Linked DNA regions of Mus musculus: regions 1 and 2 are each linked to region 3. A link is a loop called in an ENCODE intact Hi-C map of the cell type or tissue named here. Cell type or tissue: left cerebral cortex. All regions are shown on one strand. Region 1 has its middle 150 kb from the start of Gm31401. Region 2 overlaps Gm39128 (a long non-coding RNA gene). Region 3 has its middle 140 kb from the start of 4933430N04Rik.

What was found. Hi-C counts contacts between places; a loop is a spot of excess contacts. Peaks named below come from ENCODE experiments on the same cell type or tissue, not always from the same donor. Only the 100,000 strongest peaks of a DNase experiment are listed, where the experiment ranks them.
Region 1: it touches region 3 in a loop (2.6-fold over the local background); 4 of 42 quality-filtered maps call a loop at or near these places.
Region 2: a loop joins it to region 3, with 5 times the contacts of the local background. A loop is called at or near these places in 15 of 42 quality-filtered maps.

The regions. Positions count from the first base shown.
Region 1 is chr8:8,226,973-8,234,972 of GRCm38, reverse strand. No RefSeq gene overlaps it. Among named protein-coding and RNA genes, the nearest start is that of Gm31401, 150 kb to the right of the region's middle. In left cerebral cortex, no CTCF peak of the experiment used is centred here; DNase peaks (open chromatin) are centred at 2,599, 2,762, 3,262, 3,492 and 3 more places; H3K27ac peaks cover 2,990 bases.
Region 2 is chr8:9,170,964-9,178,963 of GRCm38, reverse strand. Gm39128 (a long non-coding RNA gene) reads right to left here. Exons shown (of 3, transcript XR_870129.3): 2 at 4,665-5,448; 3 at 4,190-4,307. Among named protein-coding and RNA genes, the nearest start is that of Gm39128, 7.4 kb to the right of the region's middle. In left cerebral cortex, a CTCF peak has its summit at 3,898 (motif pointing right); DNase peaks (open chromatin) are centred at 3,909 and 4,504; H3K4me3 peaks cover 255 bases.
Region 3 is chr8:8,989,755-8,997,754 of GRCm38, reverse strand. No RefSeq gene overlaps it. Among named protein-coding and RNA genes, the nearest start is that of 4933430N04Rik, 140 kb to the left of the region's middle. In left cerebral cortex, a CTCF peak has its summit at 4,774 (motif pointing right); DNase peaks (open chromatin) are centred at 3,549, 4,053, 4,153, 4,881 and 1 more place; H3K4me3 peaks cover 804 bases; H3K27ac peaks cover 2,297 bases.

The DNA of each region.
Region 1 (8,000 bases), 760 kb after region 3:
GGAGGCCAGAAGAGGGAACTGGATCCTGACACTGGAGGTAGAGATGCTGTGAGCAGTCATGGGGATGCTGGGAATAGAACCTGGGTTCTTGGGAAGCGCAGCCAGTGCTTTGTATTGCTGAGTCATCTTCTCATGAGGTTGTGGCCTTGGACCTACGGTGCCATATTAACAGGCACTATGTGAAGCTTTATAAGACCACAGAATGGACAGCAATCTGGATAAATGGACAGACTACTGTAGTTAGGTGGAGGCAGGAGCGTTGTTCTTGGCCTTCAAAGAGAAGATGGGTCTGGGCATGTGAAGCTATTTGGGGCCTGCAATAGAGCAGTAATGAAGAAGGAAGAGTGTTGCCTTCCCCACACTAGGAGTTTAGACTGGCAAGCATGAGGCTTGCCTTTGGATGAATAGGAGGGCCAGGAGGGCTCAGGCTATAGCATAGGTTCCAGCAATGGGGCGGTGACACCTTCCCTGTCCAGTCTGTTAAATTTTAACCAAGGCCTGGCAAAGTCAGAGCTATGTGTATCAGCAATGTAGAAGAGATGGTAAGTTAAAATGGATGCTCCTTAGGGGACCACTTTCAGTGCTGTAGAAGAAATTTAAAGACACCCTGGCACCTATGGTTATTATAGAAAAAAGCCAGCAATACAGACATCCCGCCAGTTTCAGTGTGGCATGGCTGTCACAGGTCATGTGTCTGAATGTTTTGTCCTTAGTTGGTGGCACTGTTTTGGGAGGTTGTGTTACTGTTAGGGGTTGTGGTCCAGCTGGCGCAAGTAGGTCAGAGTGGGTAAATTTTAAGATTTTATAGTCTAGCCCCACTTCCTGTCCTACCCCGGTTGCCTCATCCACCCAGATGTGGCAGCTTCAGTGCCACAGCTGCAGGCCAGCTGCCTCCACCTACCTAACCTTCCCTTCCAAGATGTACCGTGTCTTCAAACCATGGGACAAAATGAACCTGATTTTATATCGTTCCTTGTCAGATATTTGGTCACATGAAAGAGAAAAGTAGCTCACATTCTCCCCAGAGAGTGCTTGGCACCTGCACAGATATGAAGATTCAGAAAAAGAGTGGAGATGACTCTGAAATTAGCGCCTGGGAACTTTCCACCACAACCTGTCAACCTCCCTGGGAAACATGTCCTCACACAGCTTGCTGCCTGGGTTTAGAAGTTGGAAGCTGTCCCTCACAGCAGTCCCAAAAAACCAGGCCATCTTAGACAGCAGATGCTACCCAGCCCATGAAGAAAAAGGGCTATTTATAAAGTGCCTCAGAACATTGGCTTCGAAGGAGATATCTTCTAACTGGGGTAACAAATCAGGAACTGGCTATGGATATTTCTTCCAGTTTGTTACAATTGTTTATTTTGGCCTGGCATTATATATATATATACCAATTGAGACATCATAGCTTCTTTTACTTTCCTGTCTCAGATTCACTTGTTTGTTTTTAATTTTTATCAGGAGTTGTAAATATAGCAATTGCTAAAGAGTAACATTCTGAGAAAATGTCCATTCCAATACAGAGATGCAGTCGGAAAGCAGGCCGCTGTGCACGGCTTTTATACACTGTGCATCTGATCTCCTCCCACAAGGATAAGTGGTTTACATTTAGTATGATTTGATATGATGTGCTAATGTATTCCTCCTCTGGAGCTTCGGTTTGGAATTGAGAGAATATGGATATACTTTGACTTTATGAATTTCTTGTTTTGGTGTTGTGTTGTGTGTGTGTGTGTGTGTGTGTGTGTGTGTCTAGCCTATAGCCTGTACCCCCACTCTGTAGCTTGGGTTGATTTTATTCTGTCCTGACTTCTCCTGCTTCATTCTGGTGAATGTGGAGGTTGTAGGCTGAGCCATCATGCTCGGCCCGTCATGTCATGAGATCTTCATCAAGTCATGGTTTCAATATTGTGAATTCATCTCAAAAAAAAAAGTGGTGGTTAACATTCAGGTTTCTCAGTATTTAATAAATAGCAAAATGAATTTCTGAAAATCATCTGTTTATTGATAATCGTGCGAGCATATGTAAGGCATTTTGGTCATATACCCCTGTCTTCCTCTTGGAAAAGGGACTTTATATCTAAAGCCCTTTCTTGATATTTTGATGTGTTACACACAACTGTTAGACAGTGCAGAGAACATTATCGTTTGGCAGAGAGACTGTTGAAATGTATTTTGATCTGGGATGCCATGAACGAGGGTGAGTGATCCGCTGAGGTGGCACTCCAAGGTGTTCAGGAAACATTTTACAGCCTGGAATTGAAATGCCCTTTCTATATATATATTTTTCTGAGCCTGGCAGGAACTCACTTGCCTTCTCAGGAGTTAGGATGGAATTGCTGCTTGGTCCTCACAAGTTTTCTTATATTTCCAAATCAGAAACTTCACACTGCCCTTCTGCCTGGACTGGGTACTTCTGGTACATCCTTTCGATTCATCCCGAGGAAGCAGAGTCCCATGGAGAGATATTAACGGCTGTAGTTTTGCCTCCACTTAGCTGGGGCTTCCCCAGCAATGGAGGAGTGTGTGGTGCACTGGCACAAGCTGGGATTAATTTAGGATCAAAGTTGTCCCTCCATCTGTCTATTTACAGTGATGCAGTATGGCTTGATAGCACTTTTTCTGGTTACCGATTTGGTTCACCGTCTACCTTGGTTTTGGAGTACTCAGGTTTGAGGGACAGTGAGACCCTTCCTAGGACTAATGCTGGAAGCACGCTGACTGACCTCCTGGCTTCCCTCCGCATGGCCTTCATCGGGCAGGCATATTTGAGGAACGGCTATGCAGATCTGAGGGCAGCATCTGCTCCACAGACCTTAAACGACGTCCCTCCTGCCTGCCAGAATAAGGAACGCCACGTTACTCACTTTCTCACATCAATTTCTAAAACTGGTTCCTGAGCTCCTTAAAGATTTGAAGCCCCTTCCCATGATGGATCTTTCCTTTCCTTTCTGAAATATGCTTTCCTGAAAGATGGCTGATGTCTTTGTTATTTCTCTTATTGTTAAGCAGCGTTTTAGCTGCTAATATATTTTCTTGAGGCAAGCGATTGCCAAGCAACTGAAAGCATAAAGGGAAATTTGTACTATGTAAATGAGGGACTTAATGCATTAATTAGATGGATTGGAACATTGTATTTCCATGTGTTTCATGCCTTAATTCTCAAGCTGAGGGTTGGAGCTGCTGAGAGGGAAGGGGAGGCTGTGATGGAGTTCCAAGTGGATTTTGGAAAACACAGCGCTGGGGTTTTTGAAAAGCTGTGTGGTCATGGTGGGAGCCAAATGAAGTAGGAAAGAGTGATGGGCTCTTTCTCAACACGTTGTTATGTTGTAATGAGGCCATGTCAGAGAGTTCTGAAGGGCTGCTTCTTATACTGGTCTCTAATAAATGAAAACTGTGTTTATTTTCCCTTTCTGCAGTGGTGGGATGAACCAACACCCTTTCCTCATCTCTGTCAGAGGGAAGCCCAGAATCAAAAGAATTTAATCAGAGCTGGCATCCTGATGCTGGCACAATTCATTCTGGGTAGCAAAGACAGCAACCAGTGACAGCTCCCCGCGTCTTTTGTCCCTCAGCCAAGCTTCCTCTAGGGCAGGAAAGGGCCACTGCTCCTTGGTCTATTACTGGTAGAGGAAGCTGAGCAGGGGGAAAGTTTTCCTAAGTGGCAAAGCCAAACTCACATTAATAAGAGATGAGTTTTCCTTGATGTTCACCCCCTTCCACTCATCCACTCACTGTTTACTCAAAAGCGTATTGAATACTTCTATAGTTATGTGTTGTGTACAAAGCGTAAAACTGAAAGCACACACAGTCCTATTCTTGTAAATCTTATTCTAACTCCAAGTGTGAAATGCTGAGGCTGCTTCCAGAAAGGGCCTGTGGTTCTAAGAAGACATGAACAAGGGAATGTAGCAGGGGTCATAGGGAACCCCTGAGAAAATGAAAAATGAAAAATATGCAAGGAAGAGTTAAAGTACCATGTAACCGCCACAGGGAAGAGAGGAACATGTTTTAACTTGTGTTTATGACAAGGATTAATACGATGCTCTCCAAAAGCCTACATGGATACCAGTGGTGTTGGAACCAAGAACATGAGACAGGAGGAAGGGACAAAACCTCCAGTTCCTAGACTTGTCCTCCCTTCCGTGTAGCCCCTGCTGAGAAAGCCATCCTTGCTTCATCCCAGAAACTAGACCTGTGCTGTTTCTATCCATCTCCTACATGAGGCCCATCATTGTCCAGTTGATCAATTCAGACTTGTAGTTTTAAGTCAAGATCTCTAGATCCCAAGTCTCTACTGATTTCCTGGACCTCTTGCTTTAGCTCTGTCATTGTAAGGTGGACCAGTCATCTCATTCCAGACTCACCAGGTCTTTCCATTTCCTTTCACATGGAAGGTCTCCATGCAGTATGGTAGAGGATGGCTACCCTTCCTGTACTGGCTAGTTTTGTGTCAACTTGACACAGCTGGGGTTATCACAGAGAAAGGAGCTTCAGTTGAGGAAATGCCTCTATGAGATCCAACTCTAAGGCATTTTCTCAATTAGTGATCAAGGGGGAAAGGCCCCTTGTGGGTGGGACCATCTCTGGGCTGGTAGTCTTGGGTTCTATAAGAGAGCAGGCTGAGCAAGCCAGGAGAGGCAAGCCAGTAAAGAACATCCCTCCATGGCCTCTGCATCAGCTCCTGCTTCCTAACCTGCTTGAGTTCCAGTGCTGACTTCCTTGGTGATGAACAGCAGCATGGAAGTGTAAGCCGAATAAACCCTTTCCTCCCCAACTTGTTTCTTGGTCATGCTGTTTGTGCAGGAATAGAAACCCTAAGACACTTCCTTTCTGAGAGTTGTTCATGTCAGTGGTCCCTCACACCCCTTCCCAGTTAGCTTGTGCTATTGTCAGCTGTGTGTCTGTTCTTTCCACAGACAGGAAAATCCTTGCCTCGTGGCAGTGTGTGACAAGTGAGTGTTTTTCAAAGTTTTATGTTCTTTGTAAAATGGAACAAAAGAAGAACATACATTAAAAAAATTAGCAAAATGGCATAAGTCTAGAGAGAGTGATGCTCTGTGTCTTTGTTATGCTAGTGTTGTTCAGGCTGTCATTACAAATCTGGGACAGTTCCCTGGCCCCCTGTGCCAGGCCAAAAAAAAAAAAAAAAAAGAATCAACTGTACTTTGTTAGGAAAATGGTCATAGTTATCAGAGAGAATCCTGTCAGGCTACCTAACTCTAAATGTGTTAGTTTTTCTTTTTGTTTCTCTTGCTTGTATAACTTTCCCAAACCCCAGGATATGGAAAGAAGGAGTGACTAGTATATGAAATATCAGTGAAAACCCTTCTTTTATGGTGTGCTGTTTATATGTGATACAGAGCATTTAAAATTTAAGTACATTTTAATTTATTTGTTGTATGTATATACATGTGCATGTATGTGTGTGCACGCACCTGTGTACGTGTGTGTTTGTGTGTGCATGTGAAGTGCACCTGACATGGTGCTCATGTGGAGATTAGAGCAAAACTTTTGGGAGTTTGTTCTCTCCTTCCATTCTATGGGTCCCAGAGATTTAACTTAGGAAGTCAGTCTCGTGGCAACTGCCTTTGCTGATTTAGTCATTTCTCTGACTAAGGGAATTTCATAAAGATGTCTTTAATGGTAACACATGTGGGAGTTTGTGTCAGAAACGTAGTAGAAAACCTTTATTATATATCAGTGATAATATTCAATGAAGAAACAGTATAGTTGGATAGCAAATCATACTTAGTAGGCAAGCTTGCGCTGCTTCAGGGTCCATGCCATCCAATGACACACGGGGAAGAAGAGTATGAACCAGCTTCCTGCTCTGAATGCTCCTCAAGCTCTATATGCAAGCACCATATATATGGGAAGCCACATGTGCTGTTGCAGGGTGGCGCTGGCTTCCGCTGGCCACCACACATACATAGGCAGCAAAGTTTTTTTGCCAAGATGAGGTTTTGAGAATTAACCAAAATTAACCAATCAGATGAGAGACAAGTTAACCAATTAGATGTAGGCATGCAAATGAGGTGGTAAGCATAACCCATGCATAACCAATCCAGGTGTGAGACACGCCTCTCCTAGGCCTATATAAGCAGCACCAGTTCTGGGCTTGGGGGTCTCTTCGCCTCTGCAATCAAGCTCTCCCAATAAACGTGTACAGAAGGATCCTGTTGCAGCGTCGTTCTTGCTGTCGAGTCAGGGCGCGCACAAGACATATAGCTGGCTCTCTTAATTAGGGTTTTACTGCTGTGAACAGACACCATGACCAAGATAAATCTTATAAGGACAACATGTAATTGGGGCTGGCTTACAGGTTCAGAGGTTCAGTCCATTATCATCAAGGTAGGAACATGGTAGTATCCAGGCAGGCATGGTGAAGGAAGAGCTGAGAGTTCTACATCTTGTTTCAAAGGCAAACAGGAGAAGACTGGCTTTCAGCAAGCTAGGGTAAGGATCTTAAAGCCTATGCCCAAATGGCACACTTCCTTCAACAAGGCCACACCTAATAGTACCACTACCTGGGCCAAGCCTATTCAAGCTATTACACTGGCCAATTCTGGGACCACTCACCAAACACTGTGTTAATTACACAACAAACCTTGCCTGCACTAACCTCCACAAACACACATATCCCACAACCATACCTGCTAACTACCTTGGTGATCATCCACATTGTCTTGCTACATATGACTGGTACTTTCAAAACCCAGTTATAGTCTGTCAGGACAAGGTTATTTTTGCTGTTACTTTTAAGATTTAATCTTTATATGAACAGTTCTACTTGGGTGACTTCTAATACTGGTCGAGGAGCTAGACCAATATAACTTTCACTTATGACATCCCAAATATCAGGAGGTGTTTGCATTCTTAAGTATTGTGGTTAATAACAGAGAATGGTTCTAGTGAACTATGAAATACAATTTGGGACTAGGTTTATAGACAATGTGAGATCAATATTGGAAATACTGCCATGAGGGATGTTGTGAGTCCTATCCCTTTTCCGCCTTTGGTAAATCTTATAACGGTTTGTAACCTACTGTGTAGTTGGCTGGAGTTATGACCTGCTACTCTTAAAATCCACTCCATCAGCTTCTGTACTCTTCTGATTTCCTTCAAATACCCACTTCATTAAGATTATGGCTCATCCAAGCACTACATAAATGAAAAAAAAGGATCACCTGCCTCAAAGAGTGGAGTGGAAAATAATGAACGAGGACTTGCATGTTCTTAGGAAGGGACAGGTTTGGGGAATGACAGAGCAGAGTCAAGGGTCAGACCTCATGGGTCTGGCATGGAGCATATTTCTACATTTTAGTGCAAGGCATTGGCCTTGTCTTAGTTTGTCCTGTTTCTAAGCACAGGCTCAACGGTGAGCAGGAACCTCGCTCTCCCACATCAGCCCCTCTTGTTTGGGACAGCGCCAGTGCCCATCCCTTTAGTGAGTAAATGAACAACCAACCAGATACATAAACTATTGTTTTGCTCTGGGTTAAGCAGAAATGAAATGTTGCTTGACATTTTTCAACAGATCATGTTGCTGTCATGCAGACAGAATTTGAAGGTCAGACTTGGGGGCTTTTTGTGAAGAGGGTAAAGCAGAGTGGAGACAGTGTTTATATCATCTCGCCTTGTTTGTTCCACCTGGATTAATACGCCCTTAGAAACAGTGAAGGGTCTGGCTCATTATATTCATTGTTAACTAATTTGGCTACATCAGGTTTGTTGTTTCCTTATTACAAATGGAAATATTTCATAATATATTATGCGTTGAATGTGTGCTGGCTCTCCTTTCTATGGTGTGATTATTCTCCTCGCAATGTTTTAAACGCTGAAATCTAATTTAAACAACATTAACAGATACATTTGGATAGATTCCTAAGAACTATTTGAAAAGAGTGACCAGAAGATGTATAATTTTTTTCTAGAATCTATAACAGACAATTTAAAAAGATGTATTTACCTTAATTTGTATGTATGAGTGTTTTGCC
Region 2 (8,000 bases), 180 kb before region 3:
GAGCTAAGGACAGATCCGGGTGAGTCCAAAAGAGTTATGGAGGTTTGAAGATAGCTAGGTAGTTTTAAGATTCTAAACACTGACCTTGCTGAATAGAAACATGACATTTATGCCAAACTATTGCTATCACCAAGGAAATTTTGAGATAATCAGATCAAGTTACAAAGAAATGAGCTCAGAAGATGAACAGTTGAGAGAGATTAAAAGGGAGACAGTTTATAGACTGCTGAGCCACTTGGGAGTGGATGCCGATTCCTGGGAAGCCATCGTAAGTGATGTGGCGAAGCCTGTGGACTGCTAACATCCAGGGACTGTTCTCCAAAGCCAGAGATGGTGAGAAACTGTGTCTGCACGCTCACACATCATCAGAGCACAAGAGAATAAACTCTTACAACGTTCCTATTCACAAGTGATAGAGCTGCTTTGATTACACCCGAGTCATCTCTCCAAGGAGCAGAGGCTATGGAGCTCCAAATGCTGGGGTCTTGCAGGCACCATGGTTTCTCACGTCTGAAAAGTTAAGCATCAGGTGTGGCTGGAAAGTTCACACTGATGCCACTAGAATTCCTTCCAACTACAGCTCCAGAGGTGATAGGGTTTGAGCAACTTTGTGAAAAGATTTATGTGGCAAGAGTGAAAGCCAGTTAACATGGGGCTACATGGGATGGCACCTACATCCAAACTCCTGTTATCTCAGAACGTGAAGATATTTAACACTGTATCTTAAAGACGGAGCTGTGAAGTCATACAGACTGGGTTTATTTCAATGCAGCTGCTCTCCTGATCAGGAGATACAAAGAGAAACCCACAAAACCTCAGTGAAAGGAAAGCTAACCCTCACACCAGAGGGGAAGGCCTCAGAGACTAACAACGTCTTTATCTTGGATTTCCAGCTTCCAGAATTAGGAAGAAAACTTTCCACTTTCCAAGACACCAGTCTGTAGGTGAAGATCTTAGGAATTTGTGATGTCTGCTGAAGCAGCCTATAGGCACCCTACTGCACCTAGGTCAAGGTGATGCCGTGAGGGCCGCATATTTCAGGGTTGTAGTGTGAACTAAGTCTGTTGGACTTTCACCATGTGAGGTAAGCTGCAAGAATTTGTTTGCCCGGCTGGGTTTTAATCTTAGTTTGGTTCAGTCTCTCTTGTTGTGACTCTGTTTCTCCATATAGGGATGGACATGTTTAGTGTGCACACTGAATATAACTCTCTTTTCATCTTTATGCACACTCACAGCTTAGAGGGTGTCTTGCGTCACAGTAAACACACACACACACACTTTTTTTTCAAGTTTTGAAACTATTAAAGCTTCAGGGACTTTCGAAATTCAACCAAATTCACTGTGTATTGTGTGATGGCCTTTGAGGGCCGGGGGCAGAGTGTGATGATTGCCATCGGACTAGCCATACAGGCTCATGTTTAGAACACTGAATCTCTGGCTTGTGGCACTATTTCGAAGGCTTGGAACCTTTTTGGGGTGCACTCTAGCTCTCACGGGTTAGTTCTGTGGTCAGGCCACTGAGTGCTACACTGTTCTCGAGTTCTCCTGCTCCTTTTGAATCTGTAAGTAAGGTGTCTATCACAATGCTCTTGCCTCCTGGGAGGAACACTTCTGACACCAGGAATGAAAACCGTAAGATAAAACTAAACCTTTCTCTCCTACATTTCTTCTTCCCAGTGTTGCTTCTAATGAACTAAAGGTGAGAATAAACGAATACAGCATGCCAGCTGCCCAGGGATCAGGCCTGCCTCTTCATTCTCTTCTGAGTTATTCCCATCCACATTGCCAAGATTCTTTACAATGCGGCTCTTGGCTGCACGCTGCCGAAATCATTGTTCTATTTCTCCTATAAGCCAGGCCTTTTCTTTATGCTCTCGGCCGGGTCTTTTAGCTTCCTCTTGTTCCACACTCCCCACTGAACTCTAAACAGGAAAAAGAAAGTTTTGTAATTACTTTAGTTAATTTATTTGGCTTACATTTTCTTCTGCACATTCACCTAAAGGTGACACCTGATTTTAAAAGCTGCATCTAAATATATCTAGAATAATCGCTTCTGATGAGTATAAAGATTCTAATTGAAGGAAATCATGGGGTCATGGTTTAATTGGCCACATGTTTTCTTTGTGGAATACATAGTACAAGTGTGTCTGCCAATCAGCACATCTGAGATGTGAAGGGTTCATTGGCACAGCCACAGCCTCAAGCTGAAATGTCTGTCATTCCCTCTAGCAAGAACTCCCTTCATTTCTTCACCAGGGCTTATCTCAAGCTTAAATTAATTTTTCTCTTTTTATGGGAGGTGTCATAGCTTCAGCTGTCAACCACAACCTAGGGTCACAGAAAAAGATGGAATCTCACCTGAAGAAGTGCCCAGATCTGTGGCCAAGTCTGGGAGGCATTTTCTTAATTTCTAATTGATATAGGAGAACCTAGACAACTGTGGGTGTGCCGTTCCTAAGGAGGTGCGGCTGAGAAAGTCAGGGAACACAAGCTTGTAAACACAGTTCCTCCATGGTCTTTGCCTCAGCTCCTGATTCCAGGTCCTTGCCTTGGTGTCCCCTGATTACTGACTGAATAAAAACTATACAATGGAATAAACCGTTTCCTCCTCCTCAGGTTACTTTTGGTCATGGCGCCTTTTCGGCAACAGAAAGCAAACTAGAACAGGGAGTTTGAGACCCAGATCTCAGCTCTTTTATTCCTCTGCAGCATCAGCTCTACTGTAGGGTTCCTGACTGATTTAACGGACACTCTGCTGCGGGGAAGGCCATTCTGCAAAGGTGACAGAGGATACGAAGCGGCAACAGTGTGGCAGGTGAGTTCCCCCTACACTCTGGCCATTAGTACCAAAACAGACCGCTCTGCAACAGGACAACATTCTTTTGCTTTATAAAAGGCATGTGAAAGGCAATCAGGTTTTTCGTGAGCAGTTAATAGGACAAAGCTACAAAGCTTTGACATGAGTTTACTGCAGCATCCGAGTGGATCTTATTAGTGAAATGGACGTCCCTCTGCAGGAATGGTTGCAGACCCTGAAAATGTGGCTGCCAGAACACAGAAGAAAAAAGATAAACGTAAACAAAACTCTCACAAATACAGTCTGGATATCTAAAGCAAATAGTCCCCATCTGGGTGTTTTCTTGTGCAGTGACAGACACAAACCAGGTTGAAGGCAATCTTTCTGCTCTAACCCTTAAGCCGAGAACAGATGCAATTGCCTTTCTAGATACAAAAGAATAAGAAATAAGCTAGTGTTTGGAGCAGGCATCGATACTTGGTTGGGTCATAAATCATAATTAAGTAGAAATGGGGGCCCATTCTCAGGTTTTGACTGCAGTTTTCCGTTGTAATAGGATGTGATGGTGGAGACCTGGCAAATGTCTCATTATTTTGCTCTGTCTGTATGGAGACCAGTTTCACTCCAAAACGGCCCATCGTTTGTTTGTGCAATTTAGGAACTGTCTTGCTGGTGCTGTGGAATAAAGAAACACCCACTGGCCTGTAAAAGCATGCAAATTAAATGTCTATGTCTTGTACTGAGAAAGCATTTAGGGGTGACAGCAGCAGACCTAAGAAGCTGAGCAGATGAAGGGTGATGACTCCCCTCTTCCTGGGGATAATTTGAGTGAATGACAGGTCACACTAATTGTTCTTTTAAAATGTTCTGTGAGTGCAAGATGTTAGCAGCCATCACGACTGTCTCAAGAGTTTCTGAATTGGCGATTTATATCTGCATTTTAAACTATTAAAACATAATTAAAAATTTTAAGTATGTGAAGAGATTTTAAAAAATTAGATTTTCACAATCCTGAACGGAAAGTGTTCACTTCTAGCTTGCAAAGTGATTTTCTCTTAAATCTCTTGACGATTATGACAATGTGCAACAGCAGGGGGCAGTGGTGCTTCACCGCTTCAAATCTGCTCTTGAGTTCCACAGGAAGTTATTTCAACATTTCCTTGCAAATCAAACCGTAATTATAAGCTAATGTCCTATCCCGCCACCAACCTCAAAGGTCATCAGAGTATGTTTTATAAATGAAAGAAATTGTTAGCTCTAATTACATGTAAAATGAGTCTTATATGCTCAGAGATGCTTGTTTCTTTGGGTTTTTAGATTTCATCTTTATAGACTGAATGAGTTAGCACACACAATATATAAAAAAAGACAAGGTAGCTTTCCAAGTTCCATGTGATACATTGCGTTTTAACTCGGCGATGTTTATGTGCGGTCTCCATGATGTAGAGCACTCGCAATCCAGGTCCCGTGGGCTTGGGACCTTCTAGGTTGCCTAGCGCGACGATGAAAGCTGCTTAAAATAAGAGGTAAATTTAGGGTTTTCTTTCAGGGAGGGGTAAGTTCAATAGGTACACAAATGAGAAATATTGGCCTGGGCACTCTATGATCTCCTGAATAGGAGTTACAGATTCAGCACAGCTAAATGGAACACCCAGGATGGGGACGCTGTGGGGACGGTACCCTGGGAGTACGTGTTATCACATCCCGACCTAGCAAATGACTTGGGAGATTTCCTCGTTGAACTTTAGCAGCTGTTTGTCTGTCCTGGACTGCTAAGCTGAGCTTTGTCTCAATCTCAGGGGAAGTTTTCATAGAGACTTCCACCCACGTGCAGTGGTGTTGACTGCAGTCCCCAATCTGTATTTACCTGATACCTGCTTCTGTAGCTCCTACCCAGCTTCTGCAGCTGGTCCTGCTGAATCCGATTCAAGTAGGGCTAGCACTGGCAATAAAGCAGAGTTCTCCAAACATGCCATCCATTTGAAGATATTTGCTCAGCCTCCGCCTGTTGATCACAGTCTCCAGTGTCACCCCTTTCACCTAAGGGCATCTCCTGGAAACGACTTGACATCTCTCAACTGAAGAGTGGATAAAGAAAATGTGGTACATCTACACAACGGGCACTGTGCCCATTAACCTCCAAGGACTTCATACTGTCCCGAATTACAGTGTGGTGACATAGAGCTGTGCATGTCTGAAGGAATGACTTTACTCTCTGAACAGTCTGCTGAATTCAGATTCTCTCGAAAGTGTGGCTGCCTTCTAACAGTGGATACTGAACAGCAAAGTCCCTGTCTATCACCACAAATCCTGCCACTTTCCTACATAGGTCTGTTGTCTCATTTCATACATCAGAGTAGGGTTGACACAGTCCTCATCCCACCACTCCTATTCCACACAGGGCTTGACAAGCTGTTCCTCTTCCCGGCCAGGGCCTATGCATCTTCCAGCGTTCAGCTCTGGAGACCTCTCATCAGCTCCATTTTACTCGGCTCAGACCAGCATCTAGGACAGGCTCTCGGTGAATTGTTGCAGGTCACACATCATCTGTCTAAGGGACTGAGGATCGATGTGTTGTGAATATTGGTAGCCCCAAGCAATACATCTAACCTGGAAGGTGGTCCCACTGCATTCTATAGCAATTGGTTGAACTGTAGAGAAATAAAGAACAGATATTAATGTGCTTACTGGCCTGAACTTTTAGTCGTTAGTAAATAAAACTGTTTGATTTGCTTCATTCATTAGCACAGTTGAAGGAGACATAGAAAGAACTGACTTTGATCCATGTCAGTATTTTGATTGATTCATTGAGGTTCAGCACGGGATATTTATCTCTTCCCTCTCTGTCTGTGCAGTTCTATAGAACACCACTGAGAAATAACAAGTGCCTTAGGGGGAAGTGCAACCAAATGCTATTCAACTCCTAGAGATTGTAGCATATATAAGACCATCAGAGCACCCTGCTCATGGCAAACATCCTGTCTCACCTTTTGATACAACTAGGGATAGCATCAGGCAGTTTCTGGCCATGGCCTTTGTGTCTCTAGTCTCATCTGTGACTTTGGACTTAACGCAGTGCTGAGCATTAGCTGCACCAAGGAGATGATTGCATGGCGGCATCAAAATTGCATAAGATTAGCGACTCACCATGCAGGGCCAAGAAGCAGGATACTCACATGGTGTGTGACAAGCATGGCTTCATTTATCAGTGGAGATAATGACCATACTGATCAGATGGGGCTTTGTGAGATTTAAGACCAAGTTGACATGTGAAAAAGTCCATTGGATATAATAAAAGTTATATACATATATATGCAGTATACTAAATAATACTATGATAATTTTCGCCATAATTACCATAGTAACTCCAACAGTGTAGGAAAGAATAATTTTAGATAAAATAACCCTTCTGATGCCTTTGGGGCTCACTGATAACCGCACCCTGTGGAATCTGTGTCAAATGAGGAGACAGAGTGGGTTTCCTAAGGTTGCAGGCAAAGTAGCAGAACTCTCTAAACTATAACAACTCCATCTCAGAGCAAGATTCTCTCGAGCCCCCAACCGTGCTCTTCACTCTATGTCAACTTAAGCTTGGTCCTGTTCAGGCTGCTTAAAAATATATAAAAGCCACTCACACAAAAGGAAAGTTTAAGAGGTGGCAGGTAGGAATTAGTCTGGAAAAACCAACAAGTATTGATGTTCAACCTACAGCATCCGGTCATGTTACTTAGCATAAAGACACCTTGTTGGCTTTCAAACCAGAGACCTTAGCTGCTGTGCTGAGTGAGAAGCGACGGTGAGGTGGGCACTGGGGCATGTCACACAAGCTGGGTGACTGTTCTCTGGGCTTGACATCATGGCATATGAGCCAAACCAGGTCAGGACATAACTGTGCACATGAGCTGTGTAAGAACTTTGGAAATCAGATCAAGTTGAAATTCAAAGAGTTGAACGGAACGGACCAAGTGAGGCACTATGGATGTTTTGAGGGGCTGCCGTGCAGGCTGTGGTTGACCCTGCTGTCCCTGTGAGCTTGTGATTGCTCCTGTAGCTGCTTCAGGCCACAGCTGCACTGAAATAGCTCTAACTGTTCTTTGTTTACTCCTAAGGGGTCAGAGCTGGCAGGTCAAGTGCGGTATCCTGGCCTAACTAGACATTTCAGGTCTGGCCAGTTTCTTTATGGTGGTAGAATAAAGTGACTGGGCGGTGACATTTCCTGGTTTTCACTGTTTGTCTTTAGCATTCCTGCTTGTTTAAGGACAATGACACTGGAGGTCCCTGGGCTGATGGTGATGGCTGTGATCATTCTATGGAAGCAGAGTCAAGAAATGTCAGTGTTCTGTAAATAATGATGTAGTTCTTCAATTAATGTGCCTGTTTTCTCTTTAACTTTACGCTCATCCAAATACTTCACTAGACAGTCAATTGTTTTATCTCTAGGCTGTGTGTGCATTTGTGTGCACGTGTGAGTATATATTTGCATGATGTTTGACTGCAAGTATATGTGTGGATACATGTGTATAAGTGTGTGTGAGTGTGTGCAGGTGTATTTGTGTTTGTATGTGTGTATGTATAGGCAGAGGTGTTTGTGTTTCTGTGTATATTTGTGTGGGTGTGAGGGTATGTGAGTATGTATAAGAATGTGCAGGTATGTGTTTGTGTGTGTGTGTGTGTGTGTGTGTGTGTGTGTGTGCAGTCTTATAGAATCTTCTGTGGTGACAAAGGCCCAGTTTATGATTTCTAACAAGATATTCTTCAGAAAAATACCTGACTAATGCTTAATTAAACAAACAAACAAACAAACAAACAAACAAAAAGCCTAAAAGAAAGGTTTTCTCATCGTTTCTCATCACTTCTCAGCCTTTTGGCTAAGATCAAGTGTATGAAGGTTTTCTCATTAACTAGGCTCAAGAAAACTCAAGCCCACTTTGACATATTAATAATTACGGATACTAAATCACATTTGCCCGCTGACAATTACACTACATGCTTTCTCCCTGATCTTTCTCACTCAAATGCTGTCAGGATTTACACTTTAGTTCTAAATGATAGATCGAAATTAGTTTTCTAAAGACATTATTAGACATTGCTTTTTAAATTTTGCTTACTAGGTATTTGGGATTTGTCACATTGTTCTCCAACTTTCACATCAAGAACTCAGGATCACTAATTCTTAAATAGAATTTGACTTTTACAACATGAC
Region 3 (8,000 bases):
TCTGGGATGTGGGCTTCCTCTATTCTTTAGCAAAACATGGTATGGAGAGGAGCTTGGAAAAAGTCCCCAGAGCAGTAGGTGAATTCCCTTGTTTGAAGACTTCCTCCCTCCATTGTATAAGTCCTATAAATCATCCATGAAGAGCAGAATGGATCAAGTGTGACACCCTTTGTAGCTTCGGCTGGGGATCTCTTGGGGGCTCGTCTATGAAAACTGTAAACAAAAAAAAATCTCTGGGTCCTGTTCATTTAATCTGTGTATCTGTTAATATTGGTCCCCCTTTTTGAGCGTCTCAGGTAGCTCAGGCTGTCCTCAAACTGACTATGTAGCCAAGGATGGCCTTGCCTCCCCCTCCCAAGTCCTGTGATTATAGATGTATGCCAGCCTAGCTGATACTTAGGGCTTATATAACTGTAAAACCACTGGGTAAGGGAATAGCAAGGAAGCTGCAGAGGTGGCTCAGCAGTTAAGAGCACTTTCTGTGTTAATCCCAAAGCTTGGAGGAGAGGGACCACTGACCCAAGTCATCATGGCCAAATTAATTAAGGTAAATTTTTTTTTATCATGAACATGGGCTGCCTGCCCGTAAGACAGGGTTTGAGGGGTCAGCATTGGATGTGAGAAAGACAAGGGTTTTTTATAGCTCAGGGGGAGGGGGCCTCCAAATGTGATTTGGTGGGCAAAACAGATGGGGTTACAGCAGCGGAACATACATATAACAAGTTACTCCCTCCGGAAACAGACACGGTTGCAAGGTGGGCATAACAAGGCAGTCATAACAACACCGAGTCATAACAAGATAGTCACAGGTTGTCACACAACCTTTTGAAAACAAGGTAGGGTTGGAAGATGGTTATAAACAGCTTTTTGAAACAAAGAAAACAAAACAAAACAAACAAAAAAATCCCATGATTTCGATTTCCATTCCTGGGACAGGCAATACAGAACATTGTAGGTAAGGTCATAGGTGTGGCATAGCCCAATCCTTGAGAAACAGAGGTATAGCATAACAAGCACAAACAGGGATAAGCTTAGCTTGTTGTTACTGTAGGATGGCTTCTAAGCCTAAGAGAGAGGCAGGCTGGTTTTTCAGCTTCTCATTAAGAGAATCAGTATTGTGTTCCCAGCATCCATTATCAGAATCCAACTAACTGCACCTCCAAGGAGATCTAATACCTTCTCTGACCTCAGTAGGCACCTGCACATACATGGGGTACATTTTCACACACACACACACAGACAGAGGAATGCAAGGGTAAACAAAGGTAAATCTTTACAACCATGTCTTTAAAAAGAAAAGAAGGATACAGACAACACCAGGAAATGCCCCTTAGAGACAAATGACCTGTTCTCTGGCCTTCTCCATGGTCTGCCTGCTTCTGCTATGATTCAAAGCAACTCTGAGGTAGCTCGCAGCCCCTTCTGGGAGACAGAATTAGTGTCTTGTCTATGAATATTTCCATTTTGCTGTGAAGCAGAACTTACCTGCACATCCCCTAGAACCTGGTCAAGTCAAACTGAATCCACCGTATGTATTCACTAAGAAGGAAATGCCTGCTCCCCTAAGAGGGAAACCATCTATTTGGTGGCTTCTTCCCAAGACAAAAGTGGGTCTCAAATACCACCCGTTTCCAAGCGAGTCAAAGAGCAACTCAAGGTTCTCTAATGTATACAGATCTGAAAGCCTGTCTGAGATCCCACCGGTTCTAGACAGTTTAAACCTCCAAGATGGTTCACAGAAACTCAGCAAAAGTTGTGAGTGCCCCCCCACCCCCGTGAGTGCCACCCCTGCGGAGGTAAACAAGTGGGATCTATATTTTCAACTGATCTGAACCTGAATCTCCCTGGGTCTCTGTCAATAGCAAGGATTCTTGCTGGGCAACTGCAACCTTCAGCAGAAGCTACGTCCCTGGCCTCAGGATGTATTCTCAGATGCCCAAGCTGGGTTCTCCTTGATGGAGTCCTTAGAACAAATGCTCTCTCTTCCTCCCATCCCCGCAAACCCCTGCACTTCAATCAGAGGAACCAGGAGACTCCAAAGTGCCTTTCACACACCAGCGCCTCGGTGGACTGAGCCTGTGGTTGGAACTCTTTCATCTGCCCGCCTCCTGGAGGAGATTCTCTAATTGATAATGAATTCCTAGGGGGGTGGGGGTGGGGGATACGTGATTTCAGGCTGTAAATTAATAACTCCTTCCAAAGCATAGCACCCAGTTTTTAAAAATAATATTATCTACTACATGGTATGGGTAAATTTTCACAGTAAACTATTCCTAAGAAAGCAAATTTATGATAAGAAAAATTATAATGATTTTTAGTTTGATAGTGCATACTCGAGCAAGTCAATAATTGTAGCGACCTACTTTTCTAAAATATGAAAACCCCACATGTGTTGTCTCAGGCAATTTGTTGAGTTTCAAATTATTTCAAACTGGGAGCCTATATGTAGGGCAGGTGTCTCTTAAATCCCAAATCATGGGTTGCGTGCTGATGCTTGCCTTCAAAGCTTGGGGGTATTTAGGAAAAAAAAATAGTAACAGCAGTGTTGAGAGGAGGGAGGGAGAGAGGAAGAGAGGGAAAGCCGGGAACTGAGGAGAGAAGATGTGGAGGAGGGAGAGGAGGGCAGAGCGGAAGGAGTTAGAGTGGGGGAAGGGAGGCGGAGCAAGGAACAGATTCATTTCCTGGACCACCTTAAAAGCGTTCTTGGTGTTTTAAGCAACCCACAGGCAAGATCCCGGTTAAAGACTGGTGCTAAATCTTTGAATCAATTAATCAGGAGCCTGCGCAGAGCCACCCTACCCAGCTGCATGGACGGCCCGCAACTCCGGGCTGGGGATTCACCAGTTTGCCTCTGTGGCTGCCCTATTGTCGCGCTTGAAAAGAACATTCCCACAGTGCTGGCTCTAAAAACAATAAACATCGTATGTAAAAAGAAATGACATAACCTTGGCACTGATAAGGAGCGTTTCCCAGGGCTGCGGGGACTGTCTCGGGAGGGGCGACAGGCCACCCCCACTCTGGGGCCTGGGAGGAAGTGTCCAAGGAGGCCTGCTGGGGCCCTTGGGCTGTCCCAGCACAAAGAGCTAGGAGTGGGCAGGTCCCTCCCAGCCTCTGGAAAATCAATCTAAGGAAGTCTGATGCCATGGAACGGTTTCCTGTCCACTGTGTGGGAAATCTAGCTGAGTGCAAGCGCTGGTAACAATGGGACAATATATTATAATAAACAGGAAAAATAGCATTGGCCACGGAAATCAATAGCCTGAGTTCACCAGGCATTCATAAGATTGACAAGTGAATAAATTAAAACCAAAAGGTTAGCACACTGAAAGAGAAGTTAATTTTATGTCCGCCCTGGAGCCCCCTCTTTTGAGGCGCAAATTAAGACTGTGTATAATAAAATGAACATAAAGTCTCGAATTTAAAATAAAGCCTTCCTTAGGACTTACATGGTTAGACAAGCAGAGATTCCTTTACAGGCTCCCCCATGCATGGGTAGTCTCAGTCAGGCTGCATTTGCAACCCCCTCCACAGCGTGACCAAAGACTTATTTAAAGAAATTTCTTGCTTTAAATAAACCTGCTCTCAGCAGCCAACTGTTCCTCCAGGAAGTGATGGGACACCCCAATTCACTGTAGAGGCTTACCCAAGCAGAACCGAATGGAGCAGCCTGCACGCTGCTCTTTAATTTAAAGGAGAGAGGAAAAAGCCACTCGAGGCTCCTCCAAACCCCCAAATAATTATAAACAAGAGAACGTAACTGACTCTAGAGCCCACCTGGGTTAAACAAACAGATCAGCTCACAGTCTTCTGGCTTTGTAGCAGCTTCCCTTTCTTAAAAATGTTTTTAAGTTTGGGCTGTCTCTTAAGCCATAAAACTGCTTTAATTAGAATTCACCCGTGAGCATGGCTTGTGATAAAGTGTTCAATGTACCAAATTCCTTCTGATTACTAATAAAGACACAGCCTTGTTGGGCTGGTGGAGCCACGGGCTGAGGGTTTTTGAGACAATTAATTCTCATCCGGGTTCTGCAGCTGAGTTTCACTACAGGTTTGTTTCTCTAAGTGTGGATCTACCCCAGTTTCTGAGCATTTGTTTGATCATATCAGAGTGCAGTAAACAAGTCTCTGGCGGCAGGTGAGCTATTCCATGGACTATCAAGTTTGACTCAAAAACCGCGGGGAAGTTTTGCTGGGCTTTGAAGATGCTCTGGGGTCATCCCTGGTTTCTCCTGTTTTGTTTGACTGTAGCAGTTTCTGCCCAGGGAGGAGCACTGATGGAATCTATTGTTTAGGGAGTTTGAATGGTTTAGTCTTCAGTATATATTAACTAACCAAGGAGGTGCTGGACACATGACGGTGGATTTATGAAACTGTCCACCTGGGAGCTCATTAAAGCATAAATTCAGGACAGCCAGAGTTTATCTAAAATAACCCCCCTGCTATGTTTTAGGAGGTTGTGGGGAGGTTTATAAATAGCTGACTAGAATCCTTTGATCAGTTTATTATATATAATAAATCCCTAAAATTTTAGAGGGGTGGTGAGAATTTGGGGTTGCTGTTGTACATGTTTTGAGGAGTTTGCCAAGGAGGAGCTAAAAAGTCTAATTAATTAATTAATTTTATTTATTTACTTATTATTCATTTATTATAAACTCAGTAAGCTTATATTTAAGGGAATTCACATGTGACTTCTTCATTGCCCATGAGGGTTATTTATTAAATTAACTCGTTTTTCATTCTATCCTTTGCAGCTGATGAAAGAGAAGGGAAGTATCTGCCATCGCCAGCAGAGGGCAGTAGATCCCAGGGAAATTTCTGCTTACTTAAAAGCTAAAGCTTGCTTTAGTAGGCACAAAAAAAAAAAAAAAAAAAAAAAAGTCCTACCGTGAAAGCTTTTGCCAACATTCTGGCGTCAAAACGCAGGAAGACCTCAGCACTTCCTGGAAAATCCACTCTGTTGTGAACCTTCCCACCCAGGACTCCATATTGTCTAAAGCAGCCAGAAATAGAAATTGACTTCCCCTCCTAGCTCTTGGTTTAATTTAGCATCAACCCACCAAGCAGCAGAAAGGGCTGGGGCTGTATTCTGAAAAAGCACAGGGCGCTTTTGCTCAGTGTTAACAGGCATCATCAGGGCCTGATGTCAGCCAGGCCTGCAGTCAGCAGCCAACAGGAGTATAGCACCTTGGGCTTTGTGTCCGCATCCCCGCGGGAAGCTGACCCTGTTCCCTCCCACAGCAGCATTCTTTCCCTATGGCCTTCTCTGTCCGGGTTTTCGCTGTACATCTGACATCGTGGAAACCTTCTGCCTGATCACCCAGGGCTGAAGGAAACATAAATGCAAGCAAGGCTTCAGGTTCACCCTTGGACCTCAGGTTCTCCTATGAACTTTAACGGAGATGCTGGGTTAGGAAAACATTCTTTCTTAGGGCACAGCCCTTGATTCCCCTGTCTCTTGCAATGGGCAAGGGACGTTTATGAGGGCCTGCCTTGTCTTCCATACTCAGCTCTCCCATGACCTTCCCCTTCACAAATCACAACTGCAAGTCACTGTCCCCACCCCCACCCCTGACTTTTCGTGCCTCTGCTTCTGTCCTTGTTTATGAGTCTCACTTCTTACTGCTCCGGATTTTTCCTTGGTTCGGACTCTTCCAAGGAGAGCGAATCTAAGGGTAAAGGGCAAGGACTAACGTGAGCACCTTGAGCACCGGGAGGGTGTCGTGAAACAAAGGCAGCTGTGCCTTATGTAACTGCAGTCAATCAAATTGACTTCGGTGAGTAGGACTGGGGTAATTTCAGTAATGAGTGGGCTTGCTTTTTAAAAATTCATTGTATTATGAAAAGGAGGGGGGAAAAAACGAGTTTCTGAGTAGCTACCTCTCCCGCTGAAGTCGACATGAACTCTAAGGATTTAAAAGTCTTGTCCTTCTTTTAAAAAAAAAAAAGGATGGCACTTTTGGCTTTAAATGTGTCTTTGGGGTTGTATGTTGGTTTGAACTGAGGGACAACACGAAGCCAGCATTTTCAAATATTCCCAATCAAAGCAGAATAAGAACTCATGTTCTTCAAAGAAATGTTGTGTTGTCATTCTGGTAATGCCTATTTACTTTTAAAGGGAAGAAATTAAAACTAAATAAGGGTCATGCAGTCTCTAAGAGCTACACAAACTCAAACTGTCCAACAAGCAGGATTTCTGGCCCCTACTCCAAAACACTTGGCATCTTTCAGCAAGGTCTCACCCCAGATGAAGACTTCCTGTTTCCCTGAACAAAGGACCTTGGGTGATGATCACCTGGTGGCTGTGTCGGCTTTTGAAAGTCACTGTCAACATTTTCTCTGCTGGTCAGAATCCAGAGGATGCCTGTGTGGGCTTGTTCTGTTTTTCGTGTCCCCAGGCTGTAATTATTTCCACTGATCTCAGGGAGCACACACTAGTTCTCAACCCTCACAGGGGTTTATGGGCCGGGGCCGTAGGAAGTGTCTGGCTGTGACTCAAAAACTTGACCTTCAGGCCAGACTCTGAGAGACGCGCAGCCAAGGAGGCCTGCGCAAGCCCTCATCTTCCATTTCCTAAATAAGCAAGCCTGAAGCTGGAGATGTCTCCCAAAGAGGCTGACTCTCGCCAGATGGTAGGATGGCTGGCCCATGCACCCTTGTCCTAAGCCCAAATTTGTTCATCTTCATTTTCATTGGTCAAGATTTTAACATCTGGGCACCGGATAGAAAAATACACCAGCATTCCTCTGCAGAAGTATGCAAAGAATGAAGCCAAGTCGTCTTGAACCTTCTCCAGGCTAAACAGTCGTGGCTCTCTGTGTCTATGGTGTCATAGCCTACCCCCTGGCTTTGCCAAGGCCATATAGCTCACTCACTAAGTTCTTCGTAACCCACAGCTCTGGGAATTGAGCAGTGTGTTCCATGTGGCCTGGCTAACATGGGCTGATGATGCTGGCTCACCTGTGTCAGCAATGCTAAACCATTTCTGTACACCCCAATGACTTTGAGCAACGGGCTAAAAATAGACACATCTAAGCCCTTTTCTTAGAAACGCATGTTTCTAATGACCCAGAAAACTGCTTTTTAAATAAGCAAACTAACAGGGCCAACGCTGGGCATTTTGAGGAGTTTCTTTAGAGGTCTGGTTCTCATGTGGCATTCATTCTATTTCTTTGGTTCTAGTGTGCTTTAAGACCCATACTGATGTTGATCAACTTGAACATCTCACAAAGACCCTACTAGATACCCCTAACTACAGATACTCAAGTTTAAGTCTAAATCAAAAAATGTTACATTTACTCCTGACAGGTGAAATATAGGTGACCCATTAAATCTGAAGGCTAACACATACACACACACACACACACACACACACTAAGTGAGACTTATTTACATGAAAAAAAAATTATTTAGTGCCTCTCCAAAGCTCAGATGTAACTCTTTGCCCATATTTACCAACTTCAGCAACCCTGCCCTATGGAAATGTCTGGATCTGATTGGTTTTTCTAATCAGGCTTTTCTATGGCCAAGATGTGTTGCGCGCGCTCAACTGGCCAGGAAGAACGACGCTGCTACAGGATCCTTCTGCACACGTTTATTCAGTCCTGTTTCTTCTTTCTCTATATTTCCCTTGTTTATATCTCCCTTGTTTTTATATCTCCCTTGTTTATATCTCCCCCGAACCCTGGGCCTCTCACTCCTTTTATACTCTCTCTCACCGCAGGCCACGCCCCCTCGCCAGTCACGAGGCTTCAGCTAATCAGGGCAGCAGGGGCAAATCTCCACCAAATTGGATTCACCTGTGTCCTGGTACACCTGCGCAGCACTCAAGATGTTTGTGTCTTATATGAGGAAGTCAGGTGCAAGTCATATGACTTAGCTGCAGTCCCTGGCGCCTTTGGGACTACCGCCACACCCGCTCCCCACAAAGATGCACCTGGGATCTGTCCTGGGGTCTGTCCTGGGACTGTCCTGGGTCTGTCCTCAAGTGTTCTTGTCTCCTG